Linked DNA regions of Mus musculus: region 1 is linked to region 2. Evidence: chromatin loops called from intact Hi-C (ENCODE). Cell type or tissue: left cerebral cortex. All regions are shown on one strand. Links, peaks and the distances in the headings refer to the core of each region. The heading gives the core; the rest is flanking DNA.

The links. Hi-C counts contacts between places; a loop is a spot of excess contacts. Peaks named below come from ENCODE experiments on the same cell type or tissue, not always from the same donor. Only the 100,000 strongest peaks of a DNase experiment are listed, where the experiment ranks them.
Region 1: a loop joins it to region 2, with 2.6 times the contacts of the local background. A loop is called at or near these places in 2 of 42 quality-filtered maps.

Annotation. Positions count from the first base shown.
Region 1 is chr2:149,662,983-149,665,911 of GRCm38, reverse strand. No RefSeq gene overlaps it. Among named protein-coding and RNA genes, the nearest start is that of Gm14133, 130 kb to the left of the region's middle. In left cerebral cortex, for the core only: no CTCF peak of the experiment used is centred there; a DNase peak (open chromatin) is centred at 1,346.
Region 2 is chr2:149,544,342-149,547,270 of GRCm38, reverse strand. No RefSeq gene overlaps it. Among named protein-coding and RNA genes, the nearest start is that of Cst10, 140 kb to the right of the region's middle. In left cerebral cortex, for the core only: no CTCF peak of the experiment used is centred there; DNase peaks (open chromatin) are centred at 1,364 and 1,741.

The DNA of each region.
Region 1 (2,929 bases), core at 337-2,836, 120 kb before region 2:
ATTCATGGTGTGTGGGTTTACAGGAATGTCATGGCCTGAATTTTACGTGGTTGTCACTGTGAGTCCCCAAGGTGACACAGTGAGGTCAGATGTTTTCTCATCTTCCTCTGACAGAAGTATCTAAGGCTTCCAGAAATTAAGCAGCTCCTTTAAAGGCAGATCGTTAGCGACCATATAGTCTTACTCCTAGACTAGAGTTCCTGTTTATGGAATTCAGATGGAGCTCTATCTCCAGTATGCACGTGGATACATGGATAGACAGTAATTGTTCCAAAGAATAAGAGAAGGCTGAAAGGATTAGTGCAGAGCTCTATAAGACCCATCTGACTTTAGGTGCTACTGTTGCCCAGTTGCCTTTAAGATAGAAACTTAAATGCTGTCTTGTTTATGTGGCTTGTAAGAATATTAAGAGACACATTTCTCTGAAATACTCAGCAGAGCAGCTGGAATAGACTACAATGCCAGTTAGAACAATGACCAACTGACTTTAATAAAGTAGGTTTTACAAGAATTTCTGAGAGGCAGAGGCACCATTAACCCTCCACAGTCTTCAGCTGTGGATTCAGCCATACCTCTCTTGGACTCAAGTATCATTCTTAGGAGGTCTGAACTCTGCCGCTTCATGCAGAATCACCCTTGTCCTCTCTTCCATTCTGTTCTATCTTCTAATCTTCTCAAAGTTCCTACTGGAATTGCTATGGTTATTCTCATATTTATTTAGACTTTACATCTCTTGTTAGTTGCTTCTTTGCCCAACAGCCTCAGTTTTCATCATTTCCCAAATACTACCCATCTTTTCTCAACAGTCTGTCCCATTCACTAAATTTACTTCACTGCACAAACAGAAATGTTTTGTAGTGCTGCTCCTAGGTACTCCATAAAAGGTTGTTTGCACTTTGTCAGTAATTTTATTGAATGATGCATTCACAACACAGAAAAAAATGTGTCTCTGTTTATTAAGGACCATCTTTCTTTCACTTACAAGCAATGCATTGATTGTCCCACGTGTAGTGGTGCATTTATGCAATCCTCGCAAGTGGGAGATTGAGGCAGCAGGGTTGTTAATTCCAAGCCAACCTACATAAATTCATTTAACAACATTATTTTATTTCTGAGGTTTCTGGTAATTATCTAGAAATCATACAACATATTTTTTTTTCTCTAGAAGTAAACAGGAAGCTGAACCCTGAGGCCCTTTTATTCATTCTAGAAAGCCTTGCTCTCCTATTGTAGAGCTTGAGGAATTTCAATATACTTATCAAGTCCTCTGGGACTTGTGGATGGGAATAGTCATAATTTGTGTCAAGCTTCTGTCCTAACACATTCATCTGTTCTCTACCACCCACACAGGCTTGACTCACTGCCTTCCTGGACTTCCACATAAATAAATGGGACAAGAGATAAGCAAAATGAAAGAGAGATTTCTACCATGCATACATGTACATACATTGCCCAGTCAGCACAGGAGAGGTCAGTTTAGATTTTTAGAAAGATAATGGACTTCCCACTGGAAATTAAGCTATATATGATAAGTCATATATATGATGAAAGATTTATAAATGTAATACATTAAAAAACTCTTATAAATCATCACTATAAAGTCAACCAGGTAGGCAAAGGTGTGAAAAGGCAATTCTGCAAAGTATTATATAGTAAGGCAAAAAGAGCACTTAATGATTCTCATTGTTATCCATTAAGCAAATCTCAATCAAAACCACCTGATAGACTCCTTAAGAGCAGCAAGATGGCCACCATGAAGTGGACAGATAATGAGAAATAGGTGCGGATTAAAAGGGTGCAACAGAACTACTGTTTGGTGAGTGGGAAGGTAGAAGGTTGCCACTGCCTTGGGAACTTGGGTAGTTATTCTTTAAAAGGTTGGACATAGAGTGATCAGATGTCTGCTATTCTACTTAGTCTATATCAAAAATGAAAGTCTATGTTCATATAAAAATATTATACATGTTTTTCCTATGGGGTTGCAAACCCCTTCAGCTCCTTAAGTCCTTTCTCTAACTCCTCCATTAGGGACCCTGTGCTCAGTCCAATGGTTGGCTGTAAGCATCAGCCTCTGTATTTGTCAGGCTCTGGCAGAGCCTCTCAGGAGGCAGTGATATCAGGCTCCTCTCAGCATGCACTTCTTGACATCCACAATAGTGTCTGTGTTTGGTGACTGTATATGGAATGGATTCCCAGATGGGACAGTCTATGGATGGTCTTTCCTTCAGTCTCTGCTCCACACTTTGTGTCCATATTTACTTCCATGAGTATTTTGATTCCCGTTCTAAGAAGGACCAAAACACCCAACCAAACAGACTCCCTAGAGTTCCCAGGGACTAAACAAACAACCAAAGAGTACATATGGAAGGACTTATTGCTCCAGCCACATATGTAATAGAGGATGGCCTTGTCTGGCATCAATAGGAGAAGAAGCCCTTGATCCTGTGAAAGCTTGATGCCTCAGTGTAAGAGAGTGTAGGGCTGGGAGGCAGGAGTGTGTGGATGAGTAGGGGGGGGGGAACAGCTTCATATAAGCAGGAGGGTGGGGACATGGGGTAGGGGATTTCTGGGGGTAAACTGGGAAAGGGGATAACATTTGAAATGTAAATAAAGTATCCAATAAAAAAAGAAGTTGAAAAAATTATACATGAATGCTCATAAAATATCTGTAGCAGTTAAAATTGGAAATAAAGTATAGAATATACATACAAAGTTAATATTCGAATACAGTTGTCCTTTTATTAAACAATAAAATGAAATTATGACACATGCTACACGTATGGACCATTTAAAAACAATTTTAAGACAAAGGTTTCAGGCAGCCCAAGCTGGTCGTAAACTCTATATGTAACTGAGAATGACCTTGAACTTCTGATCTTTCTCCCTTATCCTGCCAATTGCTGTGATCATAAATATATATCACACTGTC
Region 2 (2,929 bases), core at 238-2,737:
TATATGCTAGAATTGTAGCTGAATCTCTTTCTCTGTCACACTGATTTTCCACATTTCTGACAATGAAAGGATCAGGGGTATAGTAAAATTTTAAAGTGGTATTTTATTTAAAATCCAAGTGAAGAAATTCCTTAAAAAATAAAAATAAAAAAAGGAGAATGAAACTTACTGCAAAGATATATTTCCACCTAGAAAGATGTGTTTCTCTACAGCGAACAATGTTGCCTTGGTCGTCTGATTTTAATTAAATGCATCACCTCTCCAGAGGTACATACACTGTATTAAATTTTTACATTAGTCATTAAAGATTCATTTTTAGTGTCCCTCTCTTGATAGAGTAATTCTCCAAGTATTGGATTTTATTTTTCATTTTAAATTATTCTCTCCTCTAGTCCAGTGTCAGTCACTTACTTGCAACAAAACACTGGGTGAAATGTAACTATTTGAATGAATAAAGCAGGCACTCCAGAGAATGAAGCCATCCTGCTGTGTTTGTAATGAAATCTATTTCTCTTTGATGATCTCAATTAAAAGAAGTTAAGAATTAGAAGTGTGACTTTAATTATTTCTTGATGTATCTTGTTCTTTTTTGCCAAGCAGAGGGGGAAAAGCTAGCAAGCAAGAGCTTCTGTGAGGATTTCCTGAGCTAACTTTTGCACAAGGTCTCTGAAATACGTTGTGCTTCTCAGGGATGTGTACTAGCCATTGATCATCGCCAAGGAAAGGGCAGGGAATCTTTGCTACTGGATTCTTATAAATAGTTCCAAAGTATGGAGATGAAATTACAGTTCTCTATAGCCCCTTATCTCGGGTCAGACATTCTGGTTAGGTCTAGATGAGTTACTCCCTTCATCTATCAACTATTTACCATGTATAATATGAAAGCCCTCCCCCCAACCCTCAGACTCAGGTATTGAATGCTTGGCCTCCAGCCTGTGGCAGTGTTTTGGGAGGCTGTGAATGATTGCTCCTTAAAGTTGTATTTTCAGGTATTTTGTCATAGCAATGTAAAGTACCTAAGCTAGTGGCTGGTAGATGGTGATCAACTCTCAGCAGCTTTGTCTTCAAGGGGTTAAAAGCTATGTCTGCTTACATGGGTGGTACCTTGGTACAGGTAGGTGGAGATTGAAAGCTTGGAGTTACATAGTCACTTCATCACCACCAAGTCATCTAGAGGTCTCAGTAGAAGGATTGTCAGGTTTTCTACAGGAAGACTCAATGTTCCTGTAGAAGTGTTGAAAAAAAGATGGAGAACCGAAGCCACCAATTTTGTAAGGCCTAGCATCTAAACATGCAGTGCCACTCGTGCAACACATGGTTTTTCAGCCAAAGTATCCACAGAGCCAGCTACAGTTAATGTGAGTGTCATAGACTCCAGATGGTAGTTGATAGCTTGCCAAAGGAAATGTGGATCTTATGAATCTTATCTATCCTTCTACAGCACATTTCACACAGAACAATAGCCCTCATTATCTCTCAGCAGATACATAAAAATTCTGCTTCCCTTCAGAGCACAGCCTAGGATGCCCTTCCCTTCATATGTACAAAACTAGGTAATGAAGAATGCTGAACTCCAAATTTAATAGATACCCGTGGTTGTCCCTGGGACAACCTTCAAATTACTTAATTAAAAAACATTAGATATTGGACTGTGATTCTGTTCTGAAGCTGTGTTGGGAGAGAAAGTATTTTTGAAGAGAGAAACTTTTCTTAGCTTTTGTCTCATAAATTTTTATAAATTTTAAGATGGTCACAGACTTTGTGGGTGGGAACGTAGACATCCTACTACCTACCCCCCCACCCTGACACATATATTCACAGTTAGTTTGTTCAAACTATAAATAAATCTTTTCCCAAACTGTGTTTCCAAATTTCCTTTAGAATATAAAGAAGCTTGGCTGTGGTTTTATGAACTTGTATCCTGTAAAACATTGTATCTAAAAGTCTAGTGTAAAATTGTACTACCTGTCTTCTACATTTACATATAAAAAAGCTGAAGAGACATGTTTAGTTCTTCATATCTTATGGAATACATTTATAGAAGAACATAATGAAAGGTTCAATTATATCTATTTACCATAAACTAATTGAGACCCTTTGTGTTCTCTTTCATGTATGCCAGGAACTGCTTTAGATCCTCGCAAGACTAAATGAATCACTACAGTCTATTGATGGTGGCTGAATGAGGGGAAGTCAGTTTTCTACATGGATGAGGTCCCTGGTAGGTTACATACATAATCCTAGTGGTCACACAAAAACACGTTGAGCAACACTAAATTGACTCGGTAGTTCTCTCTCTCTCTCACACACACATACACACATACACACACACACACACACACACACACACACACACACACACACGTGCATGCAAAGACAAATACAAAGGGTCAGATGAGCATACATATCAGAGTGAGTATGGAACACAAGAGGAGTTGGAGGGGAGGAAGAAGGGTACAAATAATAGAAATGCAGTATTCATGTATGAACTTCAACAACAAATAAAACATTTTTTTAGAATATTCTATTTCTATTTTTAATATTTTTATTAGGTATTTTCCTCATTTACATATCCAATGCTATCCCAAAAGTCCCCCATACCCTCTCCCCAACCCTCCTACCCAACCACTCCCACTTTTTGGCCCTGGCATTCCCCTGTACTGGGGCATATAAAGTTTGCATGACCAATGGGCCTCTCTTTCCAGTGATGGCCGACTAGGCAATCTTTTGATACATATGCAGCTAGAGTCAAGAGCTCCAGGGTACTGGTTAGTTCATAATGTTGTTCCACCTATAGGGTTGCAGATCCCTTTAGCTCCTTGGGTGCTTTCTCTAGCTCCTCCATTGGGGGCCCTGTGATCCATCCAATAGCTGACTGTGAGCATCCACTTCTGTGTTTGCTAGGCCCAGGCATAGTCTCACAAGAGAC